Linked DNA regions of Homo sapiens: region 2 is linked to region 1. A link is an interaction called in ENCODE POLR2A ChIA-PET data of the cell type or tissue named here. Cell type or tissue: PC-9. All regions are shown on one strand. Each heading gives the region's core, and the rest is flanking DNA. Links, peaks and the distances in the headings are about the cores only.

Evidence for each region. Peaks named below come from ENCODE experiments on the same cell type or tissue, not always from the same donor. Only the 100,000 strongest peaks of a DNase experiment are listed, where the experiment ranks them.
Region 2: POLR2A ChIA-PET joins it to region 1 with 5 read pairs; 2 of 35 experiments call an interaction of 5 or more read pairs at or near these places.

What each region holds. Positions count from the first base shown.
Region 1 is chr1:154,708,931-154,717,930 of GRCh38, reverse strand. It overlaps KCNN3 (potassium calcium-activated channel subfamily N member 3), which reads left to right. Exons shown (of 8, transcript NM_002249.6): 6 at 2,928-3,055; 7 at 4,398-4,467. Among named protein-coding and RNA genes, the nearest start is that of ADAR, 110 kb to the right of the region's middle. In PC-9, for the core only: no CTCF peak of the experiment used is centred there; a DNase peak (open chromatin) is centred at 3,010.
Region 2 is chr1:154,633,119-154,644,915 of GRCh38, reverse strand. No RefSeq gene overlaps it. Among named protein-coding and RNA genes, the nearest start is that of ADAR, 31 kb to the right of the region's middle. In PC-9, for the core only: no CTCF peak of the experiment used is centred there; no DNase peak of the experiment used is centred there; H3K27me3 peaks cover 1,798 bases.

The sequences.
Region 1 (9,000 bases), core at 1-5,000:
TGCTTAGATCAATCAGCCAGGTGAACTGGAGGGAGACCCTGGCCACAATAGCATTTACTGTCCACCTGGGAAAGCACAGTGCAGTTAAAAGCCTATTTCTTTTTCTCTCGCAGATATTGATCTACTTAGCTTTGTGCCAGGCTGTTTGCTGGTAATTAATTTCAGAGTCAGTGCAAGGGCTGGCAGTTAACATCACTTTCCCGAATGCACGGAGGCCTCCCTCCAAACTCATAAAGATGATGTGACTGCCTCTCTCAGCTACCCGGGCCGTGCTGTGACTTCAGTATCTTACATTTGGGCTGACGTTAAGTGCAGGACCTGGACTCCGTGTTCTGTCACATTGCTAAGTGAGGGCCATGATGATTTAAAAAAAAAAAAAATCCAGTGCTCTTTCCAGTTCCTTGATCCTGGAAAACAGGAAATGATTTTGTTTGTCTTTCCTTCAGTCCACATGAAAACCTTCTGCTCTTCCTGGACGTGGCTCTTGTTTTGACTTTGCCATTAGCTAGCTGTGTGATTCTGGCTCTCACATCCCATCTCTGAAGTGGTTTCCTCGTATGTTCAATGAGGGGTTTGAGCTAGATAATATTAACTAATATCTGTATGGTACTTTACATTTTATGTAGCATTCACACCCACACTGACTCAGTTTGCCATTAATAATTGTCTAGTCTTGGTCTGTGTCTTGGTTTCTTCATCTGTAAAATGTGGATAATGTTAGCACCTCCCTGATGGGGTTGTGGTGAGGATTAAAGGAGCTTAGACATATGAAGTACTCAGACCTGTGGCTGCACCTGGTAGATGTTAAGTGTTGCCCCCAGCACCATCATCACTGCCTCATAGCAGCCCTCTTTATTTTTCCCATCTTACAGATAATGAAGCATTTGCTCCTAAACTGCTTAATAATTGACAGAGCAGGGATTCACCTGCAGACTTTCCAGTTTCCTTGAGGCTTTCCTAAGAGGCTAAGTGCGTAGGGAAACTGAAGAAATGACACATCCAATTGCCTCCTCTCCCTGCAAGAGGAGGGCAGTAGTATTAAATGTGTGCTCTGCAGAGAGCAAGGCTTCCCTTCCGTGCCGCCTTTTTTGCCAGGAGGCTGCTGTTCACTCTAGTTCCCTGAGCAGAAGCCCAGAGACCACAGTGTCCTCTCCTGGACATCCACCGTTTCCAACTTTCCACCACAACCTGCTTCCTTTCAGGCAAGAAAGTACTAGAGGTGGGCAGTTAAGTCATTTAAAACTATTTTCACAGCAGATCTTTACTGAATTTTTAAAAAGCAATATTTATGTCCCTTAGACATTTCTGAGAAGACTTAGCTGTTCTTTTAAAAACATCACTTCAGCGCCAATGAAAAATATAATCCAGCCTTAGTAATAAATTTTTAAAACATACACACACAAAAGTTATCAGCCTGCAAAACAATGTTTCCTAGGCTTCCCACACATCTCAGTATTTTAACAACATCCCATCTGTTGATGTCAGTCTGAAGAAGCAGGTCTATATTCTCTAATTTTATTAAAATCCTTTCTGGCTAGTAACCTGATTTCTATTAGGCTGGCCTACTTATTTCCAGGCCCCAGGCCTGTGGACACATGCCAGTCTGCATGGCTGACAGAAATGGGGATGGTTAATCAAAAATCTGCTTAGCATGTGCTTAATAAGGAATGTTTTCTGTTGCTCTTGTTACTAATTGCTGAAGATGTCTGTGTTTGGATTAAAACTTTGTCCCCTGCCATCTGGATGCCATTGATATGTCTCAGCTCAGTCATGAGCCTGGTGATATCAGTGGTTTCCATGTCAATGGATGACAGCGTCATATGTTGAAACGTGTGATTGCAGTGCACAGTGAAGGAGCCAGCCCTGGGGAAGAGGAAGCTCTGGTTTCACACCTAAATATCTTCACTGATTTTCAGACATTGCTCTGAAATTATTTCTTTTTTGTGCCAATTACATTTACATGTACAATTGCAGTGCAAATGTTTTTGGCCATTTGGGAAAGGAGACAATGGGCTCGTTGGTACCTATAGTTCCAATCAGTGGGAAAGACATTTTCTCAAAGAAGTCTTTTAAAATCTCCAGCTGATAGGAAATCTGTTTACTCTCTGAACCCAAGCAATGTACCGTATACACGAAGTGGCAATCTCAGGCAAAGCTCGGAAGTCTGCATGTAAGGGCAGCAATGGTATATCGCTAGCTATTTTCCAAGGGGACCCCGGGACTCAAGGTCTCGCTCATGCAGCCTGTCTAAATATAGCATCAGCAACAGCAGTCAAGAGATAGTATTGAAATAATCAAGAAGGAAGAAAGAAAGAAGGAAGGAAGGAAGGAGAAAGAAAGAGAGAAAGAAAGAAAAAGAAAGAAAGAAAGGAAGAAAGAAAGAGAAAGAAAGAAAGAAAGACCCTCCAACTTCAAGCTCTGGTCTGCAGTGTCCAACACAAGATTAAGAACAGATGAATTTTAATCACCTTTTTTTTTCCTTTTTTTTTTTTTTTTTGAGATGGAGTTTCACTCTTGTTGCCAAGGCTGGAGTATGGCGTGATCTCAGCTCACAGCAACCTCTGCCTCCCAGGTTCAAGCGATTCTCTTGCCTCAGTCTCCAAAGTAGCTGGTACTACAGGCATGTGCCACCATACCTGGCTAAGTTTGTATTTTTTGTAGAGACGGGTTTCACCATGTTGTCCAGGCTGGTCTCGAACTCCTGACCTCAGGTGATCCACCCGCCTCGGCCTCCCAAAGTTCTGAGATTACAGGCGGGAGCCACCGTGCCCGGCCTTAATCATCTTTTCTAGGAGTTCCGTGATTTTGGTTAAGAAAATAGATCATTGCAAAATCGTTTCCTTATGAGGTAGACTACAGTAGCAACCACAAAAATGAACCTAAGAAAATGAACCTGATAGCAGCCTACTTTATTTATTCTTCCTTAGATCAAGAATGCTGCAGCCAATGTCCTTCGGGAAACATGGTTAATCTATAAACACACAAAGCTGCTAAAGAAGATTGACCATGCCAAAGTGAGGAAACACCAGAGGAAGTTCCTCCAAGCTATCCACCAGTGAGTATGCCAGAGCGGTTCAGCCATCAGATGACCAGACTGGGAGTGGCGGGACTCCTACAACTCTGTCAGTAGCACAGAAGAAATCCATTCTGTTCCACTCAACAAGTGGAGTGGTGAACTGGGTCTGATCACTCACTGACTGCACCAGCCACATGCCAGGAATTGGGCAGGCTGCTATGGAAGGTAAAAACTAGAGTAAGAACCTCTAAGAGCTTTCACATTCTACACACACACACACACACACACACACACACACACACCACACACCACACATCACACACACCATACACACCACACACACACACCACACACACACCACACACACACACCCCACACACACCACACACAAACACCACACACACACACCCCACACACACCTCACACAAACCACACACACACCATACACACCACACACAAACACCACACACACACCCCCCACACACCACACATCCCACACACCACACACAAACACCACACACACACACCCCACACACACCTCACACAAACCATACACACACCATACACACCACACACAAACACCACACACACACACCTCACACAAACCACACACACACCATACACACCACACACCACACACACCACATACCACACATCACACACACCATACACACCGCACACACCCCACACACACCATGCACACCACATACGACACACACACCACACACACACCACACACCACACATCACACACACCATACATACCACACACAAACACCACACACACAACCCACACACACCACATCACACACACCATACACACCACACACAAACACCACACACAAACACCACACACACACACACCCCGCACACACCACACATCACACACACCATACACACCACACACAAACACCACACACACACACACCCCGCACACACCACACATCACACACACCATGCATTGCAACTCAAATCAAAACAAACCGTGGCTGATGCTTTCTGTGATGGAGGAGTTTTTAAAAGTATAGTGGAAAAGCAAAGGATGAAAACATTCATTCTGATGGAGAGGTTTGGGGAATCCCTGAAAAGTTGAGAATAAGGCACTCAACATGGAAGGTGCAGCCCAGGCATAGAGGCAGGGAAATGATCTGGGAATAGCAAGAAACCAGTGACTGAAGGTGAGCATGCGTGGAGACAAGAGTTTGCTTTCTGGGGGGATGTGACAAGCCCCTGGAAAGTAAAAGCCTCAGTTGTTCCCCAGGTTCACGGTCCCCATGCTGGGTTCCAAAATCAGAGGCAGTGGTAGGGCTGGAGGATCTGCTGGTGGGGCTAAACCTTTGCATGGACTTGAAGGGCTTGCCTGTTACCATTCTTCCCCACAGGTTGAGGAGCGTCAAGATGGAACAGAGGAAGCTGAGTGACCAAGCCAACACTCTGGTGGACCTTTCCAAGGTGAGTGGCAGTGTCTGGAGACATCCCCTAGAACACGCAGACACTGAGTCTTCTCAGGCTCACCTGTGAGTCCTGGCTGGGTTCGCACTGGACAGCGCGGGACCAGGCAAGCAAAGAAAAATTTCTGCTTGGTTCAAAAATACCTAGGCTCAAGTTTGTTTCATTTGCAATCTACCGGTATGTCTTGTGGGCTTTTGAAACTTGGTGTTTGTTTCTTAAGTGAAATCGCTCAGGTGTGTCTCTGCGTGAAATTAATGAGCTGACTAAACCTTTTCCGTGTCATTTTATGAGCTGCACATTGAGGGACTCCTGAGGTTGGGCTTGAGTTTGCACGGCTGTGAAGCATGCTAGCAAGGACCAGACGGTAACGATGGCCATGGTAACTGCCCAGGTCACACCGGTTTGCTGTAATACTTGGAAGTTCATTTTTGTACATCCTCCAGTCCTTAACCAACTAGTTTTGCTGGCCTCAAATTGGCGGCAGTGGTGTGTGTGGGGGGGTGCATTTCTTTACTTCTCAAGAGGCAGATAGCCTACAAGGAACATGAAGATACCCAAAAAGAGAGCCCTCTTTTGAGAGCCCTAGGGTGTAAGGCTCGCCATCACTCTGCCACTCTGTTTCTGGCCCTGAGCTGCCATAAATACTGTAAGGAAACTCCTCTTGCAAATCACCCAGGTGAGGGAGCCGAAGGCCACACTGCTGGCAGAGCTGAGAGTCGGTGCCACTGAAGAAAGGGCCTCCCCCTCCTCAGCCCCCTCTCCTCATTGCCTCTTGATAGGAATTGTATATTAAGTGTACAGCCCAGGGCCAGGCTGGCAGAACATTCCAGCAGATGTCAATTATCATAATGGAACACATTCCCTGGGTAAGCAAGAGAAACTCCCTCAGGCACATTAAGCACCCTTTGAAAAGAGTGCAATCAGAGAAATCACTAGTTGTCGGGCCACGTGCAGGTGCCTTGTTTAATAAAGGGATTGAACCAAAGAAAGGGCCTTCTAAACCTGTGAGGACTTCAATCGGGGAGTAAGTGGCTTGGCACATTTGGGGAGAAGCCTCCAGGCCCGCGTGCCTTTGGAGGAGGGCGTTCACGTGGAGTGCAGGGTGGTTCCTAGGAGCCTGGGGTGGGAGTGGAACGTGGGCATGCAGGAGAGAACTCCCTCAGGTTTTTGGGTGTGTTGGTTTTAATATCAGAAACCCGCTGGGACTAGGTTTAAAAATGGAGAAATCTATTCTAAGGATATAAGGGAGTCTCATTCCAGGCAAAACCTCAAAGGAGACATGTGGCCAGACTGCAGGAAGGAACTGACTCGAACTAGACCTGGGAAGCCCCCACAACCAGGAGGTCTCTCACCATTTCTTCTCTGTCCTTCTGTTTAAGTGACTGCTTCAGTTCTCTCTCCCTCTCCCTGTCTCTCTCTTCCTCTCCCTTTCCCTGTCTCTCTCTTCCTCTCCGTCTCCCTGTCTCTCTTCCTCTCCGTCTCCCTGTCTCTCTCTTCCTCTCCCTTTCCCTGTCTCTCTCTTCCTCTCCCTTTCCCTGTCTCTCTCTTCCTCTCCCTCTCTCTTCCTCTCTTTCTCTCCCTCTCTGCCTCCTGTCCCCGCGACAGACTGTAACAGGCTCCAATTCAGAGAGTACATATAATAGTTTTAGCCACAGGTAAAGACTAATTGGCCCCCTACTAGTCTTAATTCTAAATTCTCAGAATAGAAGAAATGATTGGCCAATTTGGGCCACGTATCCACCCTGGGACCAATCAGCATTGGCCAGGAAGAGGGTCATATGGAGCAAACAGGGCTAGGGGCCCACCTGTGAGCTTCAGGAATAGCCCAACAAACTGCCCCAGGATGTTTCTTCCATGAGTAGCAGTATTTCCTGTTTCTCCTCTCACCTTGCAGGACATGCTGTGACTGATGTTCCCTGGGGACATGAGGCAAACCAAACTTTCTTTTTTTTTTTTTTAGTTTTATTATTATTACACTTTAAGTTTTAGGGTACATGTGCACAATGTGCAGGTTTGTTACATATGTATACATGTGCCATGTTGGTGTGCTGCACCCATTAACTCGTCATTTAACATTAGGTATATCTCCTAATGCTATCCCTCCCCCCTCCCCCCACCCCACAACAGTCCCTGGAGTGTGATGTTCCCCTTCCTGTGTCCATGTGTTCTCATTGTTCAATTCCCACCTATGAGTGAGAACATGCGGTGTTTGGTTTTTTGTCCTTGCGATAGTTTGCTGAGAATGATGGTTTCCAGTTTCATCCATGTCCCTACAAAGGACATGAACTCATCATTTTTTATGGCTGCATAGTATTCCATGGTGTATATGTGCCACATTTTCTTAATCCAGTCTATCATTGTCAGACATTTGGGTTGGTTCCAAGTCTTTGCTATTGTGAATAGTGCCACAATAAACATACGTGTGCATGTGTCTTTACAGCAGCATGATTTATAATCCTCTGGGTATATACCCAGTAATGGGATGGCTGGGTCAAATGGTGTTTCTAGTTCTAGATCCCTGAGGAATCTCCACACTGACTTCCACAATGGTTGAACTAGTTTACAGTCCCACCAACAGTGTAAAAGTGTTCCTATTTCTCCACATCCTCTCCAGCACCTGTTGTTTCCTGACTTTTTAATGATTGCCATTCTAACTGGTATGAGATGGTATCTCATTGTGGTTTTGATTTGCATTTCTCTGATGGCCAGTGATCATGAGCATTTTTTCATGTGTTTTTTGGCTGCATAAATGTCTTCTTTTGAGAAGTGTCTGTTCATATCCTTCGCCCACTTTTGGGCAAACCAAACTTTCAAGCCTGCATTTCTGCAGTGCCACCCACGGCCTCTTGGAGAGATGGGGCCCACGGAGCAGACCGGGTGAAGCGAACCCCTCAGTGAACTGGAAAGACACTCCTGTGAATTGGGTGGGGGAACTAAGCCGTAAATAACCCAGGAGCAAGTTACCTGGAAAGAAAGAGTGTGCAGGAAAGGGTTAAGGGAAAAATCTGCAGAACCCCCGTGGGGAGATCTGGGGAGGAGATGAACTCTGACATTCGCCCAGTCTTTATCTTTTCCTCCCAGGAGACTCACCCAAGGTCCTGGCAGCAGCTTAGCACACTTCACACTGGTCCATATTCCCCCTGGCATCCTGTCACCAAGCAACGGAACAGGGGGAGACAATAACGCTGTGTTCTCTCTCTTTTCTGTCTTTGTGCTGTAGCCTCCCAAGTCAGCGCCTTCCCACTCCTGCCCTTTGGTCCTCTCTAAATTAAGAATATGGCATGTGGCCTCCACATATTACGTCTGTATTGAATTGCTGTCCTATAGGCTGGCAGAGCTGGGAGGGCTTGGAGTCTTTCCCCGATTGCTTCAATTACTTCAATTGAAATATAAAAATAATTCCTACCATCGGAGGCTCAGGTGATCGAATAAGATGATATCTGTGAAAATGCTTTGTAAACTATAAAGGTTTTGCAATTGGTAGTTCTGATTATCAATATAGATGAGGAAACCAAGATCCAAGGGAACAAAGTGACCATCCCACGGTCAGGCAGTTGGTGAGCACCAGCGTGGGGGCCACAACCCAGGGGCCTGGACTCTGAGTCCAGAGCTCATCAGGGTGCCCCTGCGGTCAAATGAAATGGGTGATTTTGCACATTCCGGGAAGAATGTTTGCCTCGAGGAGGTTCTGTCATGTTGATTAATAAAGGGAGTACTTTCACTTCTAAAGTCACCCTGTCCTCCAAGGGCATCCACGACACGGTGTCCTGCTCTGGCAACAGCAGAGCTCATGGGAGCGGGGCCATCTCCATGCCACCTTGTGACCTTTCCTTATGCTGCCCCAGTGAATTTCCTCATGGGGCCTGTAGTCTGCTGGGGAGGCCTCACTGCATTTTGTGCCCCTGCTCCCCTTCATTCTTCTCTGGCTTCTCACATCTTCTTTTACTCTTCTTTTTTCCTCTCACCTTACTTGCTGCTGCTTTGGTCCCTGGGGCATAAATCATGTCCATATCTTCCTAGAGTAACCTGAAATTTCACGTGAAATAGGATCGGGGTGTCACTGGCAGATCATCAGAAACCCAAAGAGCCACAGTACCTCAGGGATGACCAAGCAACCACCGGCCTGGCCCTCTGCATTGCCGCCCCAGGAGCCTCACTCCCTGACACGTGGGAGGCTGAAGATGCTTGTGAATCTTGTTCCCAAGTCTGATGTACACAGCCAAGATGGCATTTGCTAATTTGCTGGGAGAAAAATATCTGTTGCATAGACTGGGACTCTGCAGACCAACAAGGGGGCCACAGGATGTTGGGGAAGGAGCACTGGTAATCGGCCGGCACCCCTGGAACACGGGGAGTCAGTGCTGAGTGCAGGAGGGGTACTGGGGAGCTCTCAGGGGAGCACCCTCAGGACCCCTGCCAAGGAGTGAGGGAAGCAGGATTGGTCAGTGGGAGGGTTTGAACTGTGATACAGTCAACAAAGACCTCAGCCCTTCAGAGTGGCCCTTCAGGGATGTCCCACCCTGAGGCATTGTG
Region 2 (11,797 bases), core at 3,464-8,463, 76 kb after region 1:
AAGCAAATACAGCAGTGGAACAGAATAGAAAACCCAGAAATAGACCCATGTAAATATAGTCAATTGATCTTTGACAAAGAAGCAAAGGCAATGTAATGGGGAAAAGATAGCCTTTTCAACAAATGATACTGGAATATGTGGACATCCATACACACACACAAAATCTAGACACAGACTTAACAAAAATTAACTCAAAATGGACCGTAAACCTAAATACAAAAGGCAGAGCTATAAAAACTTTTAAAACTGTAATACTCCTAGATGATAACATAGGAGAACATCTAGATGACCTAGGGTTTGGCAATGGCTTTTAAGATACATCAGGCCAGGCCTGTAATTACGCTTGTAATCCCAGCACTTTGGGAGGCCAAGGTGGGTGGATCACGAGGTCAGGAGTTTGAGACCAGCCTGGCCAATATGGTGAAACTCCATCTCTACTAAAAATACAAAAATTAGCTGGGTGTGGTGGCGTGTGTCTGTAGTCCCAGCTACTCGGGAGGCTGAGGCAGAAGAATCACTTGAACCCGGGAGGCAGAGGTTGCAGTGAGCCGAGATCGTGCCACTGCACTCTAGTCTGGGTGACAGAGCGAGAATCTGTCTCAAAAAAAAAAAAAATACAACATCAAAGGCACAATCCTTGAAAGAAAGAATTAATAAGCTGGACTTTTGTTGAAATTAAAAACTTCTGCTCTGTGAAAGACACTGTCAAGAGAATAAAGACAGAAACCACACTAGGAGAAAATATTTACAAAAGACATATCTGATGAAGGACTGTTATCCAAAATATACAAAGAACTATTAAAATTAAGTAATAAAAAAGTAAACAACCCAGCTAAAAACTGGACCCTTATTTGATCATTACACATTGTAAACATGTATTGAAATATCACATGTACCTCATTAATATGTACAATTTTTATTATTTTTTTTTTTTTTTTTTGAGACAGAGTCTCATTCTGTTGCCCAGGCTGGAGTGCAGTTGTGTGATCTCGGCTCAAAGCTCCACCTCCCAGGTTCACACCATTCTCCTGCCTCAGCCTCCGGAGTAGCTGGGACTACAGGTACCCACCACCACACCTGGCTAATTTTTTTGTATTTTTAGTAGAGATGGGGTTTCACCATGTTAGCCAGGATGGTCTCAAGCTCCTGACCTCGTGACCCGCCCGTCTCGGCCTCCCAAAGTGCTGGGATTACAGGCGTGAGCCACTGTGCCCAGCCAATATGTACAATTATTATATGTCAATTAAAAATAAAGAAATATAAAAGGGGCCAACGATCTCAACAGACACCTCACCAAAGAAGATATACAAATGGCAAATAAGCATATGAAAAGATGCTGCTCATCGTATCATCAGGGAAATGCAAATTAAAACAAGATACCACTATACCTCTATTAGAACGGCCAAAATCAAGAACGCTGACAATACCAAATACTGACAAGGATGTGGAGCAACAGGAACTTGCATCCATTGCAGGCAGGAATGCAAAATAGTATAGTCACTTTGGAAACAGTGTAGTGGTTTCTTGCAAAACCAAACATTTTCAACACACAATCCAGCACTCACACTCTTTGGTGTTTACCCAAATGAACTGAAATCTTACGTTCACACAAAAATCTGTTCCTATGGTATAAATATGTCCCAAAGTTCATGTGATGGAAATTTCCTCCCCAATGCAGCAGTGTTGAGAGGTGAGACCTTTAAGAGGTGATTCTTATGGACACCATTATCTAAGGAATGGGTTAGTTATCATGGGAGTGGGTTCCTGATAAAAGAATGATTTTGGCCAGATGCAGTGGCTCATGGCTGTAAACTCAGCACTTTGGGAGGCCAAGAAGTGAGGAATTGCTTGAGGCCAGGAGCTCAAGACCAGCCTGGGCAATATAACCCTGTCTCTACAAAAAATTAAAGAAAAAAAAATTGGCAAAAGTGGTGGCATGTGCCTTTAGTCCCAGCTGAGTACTCAGGAAGCTGAGGCAGGAAGATCACCTAAGCCCAGGTGTTAAGGTTATAGTGAGCTATGATTATGCCACTACACTCCAGCCTGGGTGACAGAGCAAAACCCTATCTCTAAAAAAATGAAAATAAAAAATAAAATAAAAAGAATGAGTTTGGCCACCTTTCTCTCTCACTGTTGTGTGTGCCTTCCTGCCCTTTCATCTTCCACCATGAGATGATGCAGCCCTAAAACCCTCATCAGATGCTGATGCCATGTTCTGGAACCTTCCAGCCTCCAGGACCATGAGCCAAATAAACTTATATTGTTTGTAAGTTACCCAGTCTGTAGTAGTCTATTGGAGCAGCAGAAAACAGACTAAGACTCCTGCACACAGATGTTTATAGCAGCTTTATTCATAATTGCCAATATTTGGAAGCAACTAATATATCTTTCAGTAGATAAATAAGTGGACATGTCTATCAGTAGATAAATAAATGGATAAATAAGCTGTGATACATACAGACAAGGGAATATTATTCAACACTAAAAAGAAAGAAGTTATAAAGCCATGAAAAGACATGAAGGCAACTTAAATGCATATTACTAAGTGAAAGAAGCCAATCTGAAAAGTCTACATTCTGTATAATTCCAAATCTATAACATTCTGGAAAAGGCAAAACTATGGAGATGGTAAAAAGGTCAGTGGTTGCTGGAGGTTATTAGTGAGGGAGAGATAAATCCATGGAGCACAAAGGATTTTTAGGGCAGTGAAATGACCTTGTTTGATAACGTAATGGTAATTATGTCATTATACATCTGTCCAAACCCACAGAATGTACAACATCAAAGTGACCCCTGATGTAAACTATGGACTTTGGGTGATAATGATGTGTCAGTGTAGGTTCATTAATTATAGCCAATGTGTTACTCTGGTGGGGGATGTTAATAGGGGGTAGGCTATGCATGTATGGGGGAATGGGGTTTCCCACAGGAAATCTCTGTGCCTTTTGCTCAGTTTTGCTGTGAATCAAAAACTTCTCTAAAAAATAGTCTATGAAGAACAAAAAGGAGGAGGAAGAGGGTGAGGAGGGGGAGGAGGCCTAACTAAACTGAAGGGTGTGCTATAATAATAATTGCAAACAATAGCAAAGTCATGGAATCAACCTAGGTGCCCATCAACAGGGAACTAGATAACAAAAATGTGGTATATATACACCATGGAATACTATGCAGCAATAAAAAAGAACAAAATCATGTCCTTGCAGCAACATGAATGCAACGGTAAGCTATTATCCTAAGTGAATTAACACAAAAACAGAAAATCAAATATTGAATGTTCTCACTTATAAGTGAAAGCTAAACATTGGGTACACATGGATTTAAAGATGGGAACAATAGACATTGGGAACTCCAAAAGTGGGGAGGTAGGCAGGAGGGGCAAGGGCTGAAAAACTTCCTATTGGATACTATGTTCGCTATCAATAGACAGATCAATAGAAGCACAAACCTTGCATTGTGCAATATGACAATGTAACAAACCTGACATGTACCCACCCCTTGAATCGAACATGATTTTTTTTAAACAAAAAAGAAACAGCATGAGTATCCATCCCCTTTCTCCATACTGTGAGGCCTTGTGTTGGCTCCTCTCCTGCTCCAGAGAAAGACTTAGGCCTAGTCTATGAAGAAAGTAAGACTTAGGGCCTCTAGTTTGGGATCAGATACAGTTGAGATTAAGGTTATTGTTCTGAAAACAGGATAAAGGGAATGCTTATTTGTTAAATGTTAAGACCCCTCAATCCTCCTCCTCTGCTCAGTTATCAGAGAGTTATCAACCAGGGTTATATCCTTTAGGCAGGAAAATGGAAGGTTTTTCACAGGGGAATTTGAACAGCTTAAGAGAAAAGAAAAAAACCAAATATACCAACATCAGGCGTTCTCCAACAATGGCCCAACCAGATCACCCTACAGCCGATGTTCTCAAAATCAGCTGCACATTAGATTTCCAAGGTCCTTTTGAAAACCTCTATGCCCAGGCTGTATCCCACGCCAATTCAATATGTAACTCTGGGAATAAAACCCAAATATCTATAATTCTTACTACTCTTAAACAGGATCTATAGCTATGTCCCCTTTCTGGTTCTGACTTTATTTGTGCCTCCTCTCTTTTATTCTAGATCAGTTTTATCAGTTTTTCTATCAGTCGTTTCCAAAAACCAATTTGTGCCTTTATTGAGTCTCTGTTATAAACCTGTTTTCTATTTTATTTGTTTCTACTCTTATCTTTATTTTTTATTTTCATTTTTTATTTAACTCACAGTACGTCTACTCCTATCTTTATCATTTCCTTTCTTTCTACTTTCTGTGTTTAATTTACTCTGTGTGTGTGAGTGTGTGTGTGTGTGTGTGTGTTTCTAACTTCTTGAGATGGATACTTACATCACTATTTTCAGGCTTTCTTTTTTGAACTATGTCATTATTTCTATATATATTCTATGGTTCAATTGACACATTTTCAATTTTAAGGCTATAAATTTTCCTCTAATGGCAGTTTTTGTTGCATCTTGCAAGCTTAGCTATTCTTAACATTATTTAGTCCAAAATATCTTTTCCTGTATATTGTGATTTATTTAATCCATTAGGTATTTAGAAGTATGTTGCTAATTTCCAAACATTCAGGGATATTCTAGTTACCTTTTTTATTATTGATTTCTAAATTAATTTAAGTGTGGCCAGAGAACATGCTCTGTTTGATTTTAATCATTTTAAATTTATTGAGTTGCTTTATGATCCAACATATAGTCAATTTTGGTAAATGTTCCATGTGTACTTGAAAAGAATGTATATTCAACAACAATTGTTGCAATGTTCTATATGTAACATTTCAGTAATATTTATTGCATCATTCAAATCATTTATATCTCTACTGATTTTTTTGTCTGATAGTTTTCTAGTTAACAAGAGAGGTATATTGAAATCTACTCTACTACTCTGATTAAGGATTTCTCTATTTCTTATTTTAGTTATGACTTTTTTATTTTTTTTGCTTTCTATATTCTGATGTCTTGTTATTAAGTACATACAAATTTTATATTGTTGTATTTTCTTGGTGAGCTGACCCCATTATTATTATGAAACATTTCTGTTTATTCCATTTTATTTTATTTTATTGTTTTGAGACAGGCTCTCAGTCTGTTGCCTAGGCTGGAGTGCAACCGTGTGATCTCAGCTCATTGGAACTTCCACCTCCTGGGCTCAAGTGATCCTCCCACCTCAGCCTCCCTAGTAGCTGAGACTACAGGCATGTGCCACCACACCCAGTTAATTTTTGTATTTATTCTTAGAGATGGGGTTTTACCATGTTGGCCAGGCTGGTTATTCACTTCTTATCTTGCTTTATACATTAAAGTCTTTATGCTACATCTGCTTTCTTTTGTTTTGAATTTGTGTTGTATCTATATTTTTTTCATTCTTTTGCTTTCAAACTTTCTGTGTCCTTATATTTAAGGTGTGTTTATTATAATCAACATATAGTTGTGTGTGTGTTTTTTAAATCCAGTGTGACAATCTTCCTCTTTAATTGGACTTTTTAGTCCATCTATGTTTAATGTAATTACTGACATATTTGGGCTTAAAATCTATCTTATTGTTTCTGTATTCTGTATTTCTTTTTCTCTCCTTCTTGCCTTCTTTTGAATTTTTCAAATCCTGTTTTCTTTATCTATTAGCTTATTAGTTTATCTTCTCTTACTGTTCTTTCAATGGTTACTCTAGATTACAGCCTGCATCCTTAACTTTTTAAAGTATAATAAAAATTAGTACTTTTACCACATTTGGACAATGCAAAGACCTTAGAACTTTATGTCTATTGACCCCACTCCTTTTTTTGGTAAAATTATTGTCATATATATTTAAATTTTCTATAAATTTTAATCCACAAAATATTGTTGGAGTTTTACCCTTTCCATTGCTCTTTATTTCTTCCTGAATTATTATGTTTCCATCTGAAATCATTTCCTTCTCCATAACTCTCTTCAGTATTTTCTTTACTGTGATTCTTCTAGGGATAAATTCTCTCAGGTTTTTTTTCTCTGAAACTGTATTTTTGTTTCATTCCTGAAGGATAGTGTCACTGGGTGTAGAATTCTTGGATGTTAGTTATTGTCTTTAAGTGCTTTTAAGTTAAAATTCACTGTCTTTTAGCTTTCATAGTTTTTACTGAAAATTTAACTCAGTCAGGCCAGGCGCGGTGGCTCATGCCTGTAATCCCAGCACTTTGGGAGGCCGAGGCGGGTGGATTGCCTGAGGTCACAAGTTCGAGACCAGTCTGGCCAACATGGTGAAACCCCGTCTCTACTAAAAATACAAAAAAATTAGCCAGGTGTGGTGGCACATGCCTGTAATCCCAGCTACTCGGGAGGCTGAGGCAAGGGAATTGCTTGAACCAGGGAGGTGGAGGTTGCAGTGAGCCAAGATCGCGCCACTGTACTCCAGCCTGGGCGACAGAGCAAGACTCCTCAAAAAAAAGAAAATTTAACTCAGTCTAATTGTTGCTTTTGTTTTCAACAGCTTTACTGTAATCTGCCTAGGAGTAGATTCCTTTGTATTTATCCCTGTCGAGGTTGAACTAGCACTTCTTGAATCTATGGATCAACATCTCTTGACAGTATGGGGAAATTCTTAGTTGTTATCTCTCTGAATATTTCTTCAGCCTCTGCTTCATTCTCTCTCTTCTCATTCTGAAACTCCAGTTACACATGTTAGATGTTTTCACCTTGTTTCACACACCTTTTTTTTCTAGCTAGGTAGAAGATACTAGCCTTTTTTTTTTTTTTTTTTTGATAGGGTCTCACTCTGTCGCTCAGGCTGGAGTACAGTGGCATGATCTTAGCTCACTGCAAACTTCACCCCCAGGCTCAAGTGATCCTCCCACCTCAGCCTCCCAAGTAGCTGGGACTACAGGTATGTGTCACCACGCCTGGCTGATTTTTGTATTTTTTATAGAAATGGGGTTTTGTTATGTTGCCCAGGCTGGTCTCAAACTCCTGGATTCAAGTGATCCACCTGACTCAGCCTCCCAAAGTGCTGGGATTTACAGGCATGTGCCACAAACCTCTCTTATGAACCAGCCTCAAACATCTCTTATGCTCTTATATGTACTTTATATTCATTGTCTCACCATATTTCAGCCTAGATATTTTCTTCTGACTAATCTTTTATTTCTTTTATTCTCTCTTCAACTGCTTCTAATCAACTGTTAAACCCATTATTGAATTATTAATTTCATTTATTGAATTTTTCAGTTCCAGAGTTTCCATTGATTCTTTTTTTTATAGTCTGTAGTTCTCTCCTGAAATTCTGCATCTTGTAATTTAATTTCTGGAACACATTAATCACAGTTATCTTAAATTATGTGTATGATTTCTCCAATATCTGGATCTTCCACAGGTCTCTTTCTATTGTCTGTCTTGTAACTGAATTTTTGGCAGTCTTGTCTTTTTTTGCATGCCTATTTTTCATTATCTGGATCTTCCATAGGTCTCTATTGTCTGTCTTGTAACTGAATTTTTGGTAGTCTTGTCTTTTTGTGTGTGCCTATTTTTCATTACATGCTGGACATTGTGTATGAAAAATTATAGCAATAATTTGAGGCACTGGACAATATTATCTTCAGCCAGAGAGGACTTATTCTTATTTATAAGAACGGTTAAGGTAGGGGCATGGCACCAGAATAAATCTAAAATTAGTTGCTTCAAACCAAATTTCAGTCTTTGAGAGTTAGTCAATTTTGGATCATCCTTACTCCTAGGATATAGCCCTTTAGGAATCCCAATTGAGAGTCTGGGATGTTTACCAGCTACTCAGGAGGCTGAAGTAGGAGAATCACTTGAACCCGAGAGACGGAGGTTGCAGTGAGCTGAGATCACACCACTGCACTCCAGCCTGGGCGACAGAGCAAGACTCCATCTCAAAAAAAAAAAAAAAAAAAAAAAGAAAGAAAGTCTGGGATGTTTACTAGAACTCCTTCTTATTGATGAGCCCTGAACCACTGTTATTGTTTCCTCTGCCCAGAGAGACTTCCAAACACTCTGCTCAGCTTCTCATTTTCTCAGGTTTGACTTTGAAACTAGGAACACCTCAGTGGTGCCAGATGTTTGTCTCACCTCTGTGGAATTCCCCCTTCTCCAGAATCTTGACCCCTAAGTTCTTTTCTATCTCGGTAGTTCTCCAATGCTTCCAAACAGATATTTTAAAAATATTTTTGAACAGCTTTCCTAACTGTTCTTGATGGGAGGCTTGGTCTGGTTTGCAATGTCTTTGGGTGATTTCTATTTATTCTGCCTAGCTCAGTGAACTTGAAAAAGGAAGCCATTAACAGTACCCAGGGTATTTCTCAAAACTTCTCAAATGTAAAATTCTGCCAGTAATAACTTTGAGAACCCATCGGAACAAAACAAGACATTGTGACACATAATTCAGCACTGCTCCTGGCAGCGATGCTGAGATGGACCATTCTAAAGCCTTTTCTTTCCCTTGGCTTTCTTTATCTCTCCCAAACTATCAAGCAAAAAAAAAAACAAAACATCTACAGGTACAAACCTCTTTTACGCTTTCCCAGTAGCCTGTTAGGCCTCTATTTCTAATTATTCCCAATGTTAGGAATTCAAATTCATGTGTTTCTAACCTTAAATTTTGGAGATTGCAAAAAAAGGCTCACAGAAGTGAAAATACATTATAAGAGTTCATATAATAGGACTCCTTCATCAGAAATGAATTACTATTCTTGCATATCACTAAAGTAATAGTGCTTTCTCCATATCTGTATCTCTAAAATGCTGCTCCTTCTTTTGAGAACATTCTCTTTCTTTATTTCTCATCATATGCCCCACGTCAGATTCTCTTGGCCTCACCTGTCTCCAGGACATTTGAATCCAGCTCCAGTCACTGCTGTTGGGAAAATAAATCTCGGGATCCCAAATCACTAAGCCAAAGAGGAAAGTCAAGCTGGGAACTTCTGAGGGCAAACCTGCCTCCCATTCTATTCCTAAAAAATGATAACTACCAAGATAAAAAACCTACACACCTCCCTCACAATTTGCCCAAGAGGAAATTCCTTGGGGACAAAGGACAGACAGAATTTAGTCATCCCTCTGCTCACTGAGATAAATGTATATCTGATTGCTTCCTTTGGAAAGGCTAATCAGAAACTCAAAAGCATTTGTCTCTTATCTACCTATGACCTGGAAGCCTGCTTCAAATTGTCCCACCTTTCTGGACCAAACCAAAGTACATCCTACATATGTTGATTGATGTCTCATGTCTCCCTAGAATGCATATATAAAATTTAATATAGAATGTAATATAAAACCAAGCTGTACCCCACCCACCTTGGGCACATGTTGTCAGGACCTCCTCAGGCTGTGTCACGGACACACATCCTTAACTTTGGCAAAATAAACTTCCTAAATTGACTGAGACCTGTCTCTGATATTTGGAGTTCACAGGACTAACTTTGCATGGATTGCATTCACCTTCATGCAGGCACATGATGATGAGACCTTATTCCATACCAATACCACATGCTTATTTCCACCCTTCTGTTGATGCTGAGTCATCAAACACCAGGGGACACATATGTATGAGACAGAAGAGCAGGAGAGTTAACCCTCATAACAGGAAAAACAAAAGCCAGTAGAGAAATTCCTCCCTTCTTTTCCCAAAGCAGTTTGTTGAGGGATTGAAGATATCTTTAAACTATTCCCTCAAGCATAGTTTCCCGAGACACACTTAATACAACTTCTTGGAGGATAGCCCCATAGATTGAGCTGCCCAGATGCATTTAGTGGCAGCTACTTTGCAAACACATCCTCATATTAGCTTTGTTTATTTCCCTGTATATAAATCCTAACATTGCCTATGTAAAATAAAATGACAATTACTAATTTGTGGAGTTAGAAAGAAAAGAAAGAACCAAAAAATTAGACAACAGTGCCATATAAGTCAGAAAAGGTAAGAAAATAATTAAAATATTCTAAATGTTTTATGCTATCTAGAAGAGAATGGTAAACATATTTAAACTTTATGCCTTGTTAGATTAAAATACATGACACATTTCTGAAGTAACCTCTAAAAAAATAAAGTATAATTCCAAATCTTTAGTGAAAACATGGAAGAGGGGGAAAGGTGCAAAAAGAACTCAGTTAATCAAAAATAAAAAATAAAAAAGCCCGAAAAAAAAAAAGCCAAAAAAAAAAAAAAAAAAAAGCCCAGAGACCTAGAAAATGTAGAACAAATAGAAATAAAAAAGGAAGAATCAAAGTCTAAATATATAAAGAATCATAATAGGCCAGGGATGGTGGCTCAAGCCTGTAATCCCAGCACTTTGGGAGGCTGAGGTGGGCTGATCACCTGAGGTCGGGAGTTTGAGACTAGCCTGAGCAACATGGAGAAACCCCATCTCTACTAAAAATACAAAAATTAACCGGGTGTGGTGCTGCATGCCTGTAATCCCAGCTACTTGGGAGGCTGAGGCAGGAGAATCACTTGAATTTGGGAAGTGGAGGTTGTTGTGAGCCGAGACCAGCGTGGGCAACAAGAGCGAAACTCCGTCTCAAAAAAAAAAAAATCATAATAAATATACATGGAACAAAATTAATAGTAACAAGACAGATGATCAGTTAGGACTTTTTTTTTTGAGATGGAGTTTTGCCCTGTCACCCAGGCTGGAGTGCAGTGGCGCCGCAATCTCGGCTCACTGCAAGCTCCGCCTCCCAGGTTCGCGCCATTGTCCTGCCTCAGCCTCCCCAGCAGCTGGGACTACAGGCGCCCGCCACCACGCCCGGCTAATTTTTTGTATTTTTAGTAGAGACGGGGTTTCACCGTGTTAGCTAGGATGGTCTCAATCTCCTGACCCTGTGATCCGCCCACCTCGGCCTCCCAAAGTGCTGGGATTACAGGCGTGATCAGTTAGGACTTTTTAATACAGCTGTATACATTAATACATCTAAAGCAAAAGAACTTAGAAAGGTTGAAAGTAAAAGGATTGCAAATATTACAAGTAAACACTCACTAAAAGAAAGCTGGTTTGTCTATGATAATATCAGACAAAACAGACTTTAAGACAAAGAGCAATGTAGGGATATAAAGGGATAACTGTGTCATGATATAAAATTTAATTCACCAAAATGTTAACACAATTCTAAACACATAAGCACCTAACAAAATGTGTTCCAAGTACAGGGAGCATAAATTGATAAAAACTGGAGAGGCTGACAAACCTACCATCATTGTGGGAGATTTTTCAACATGCTTTTGTCTGTGACTGGTAATTCAAGCAGAAAACAAAAAGCAAAGATACAGGATATTTGAACAACAAAACTAACAATCTTGTAATAATGGACATATATCAATTTTGTACCTAACAATGAGAGAATACAAATTCTTATCAAGCTTGTATTTCTCAGATTAGATTATAAATTAACCAATTAGGCAAATATCACTACATTTTAAATAAAAGTATAATAAACATTATTATTATTATTATTATTATTATTATTATTATTTTGAGACTGAGTTTTGCGCTTGTTGCCTAGGCTGGAGTGCAATGGCGCCATCTCGGCTTGCTGCAAACTCTGCCTCCTGGGTTCAAGCGATTCTCCTGCCTCAGCCTCCTGAGTAGCTGGGATTACAGGCGGGCACCACCATGCCCAGCTAATTTTTGTATTTTTAGTAGAGATGGGGCTTCACCATGTTGGCCAGGCTGGTCTCGAACTCCTGACCTCAGGTGATCTGCTCACCTCAGCCTCCCAAAGTGCTGGGATTACAGGCATGAGCCACCATGCCCGACCTAAAAGTATAA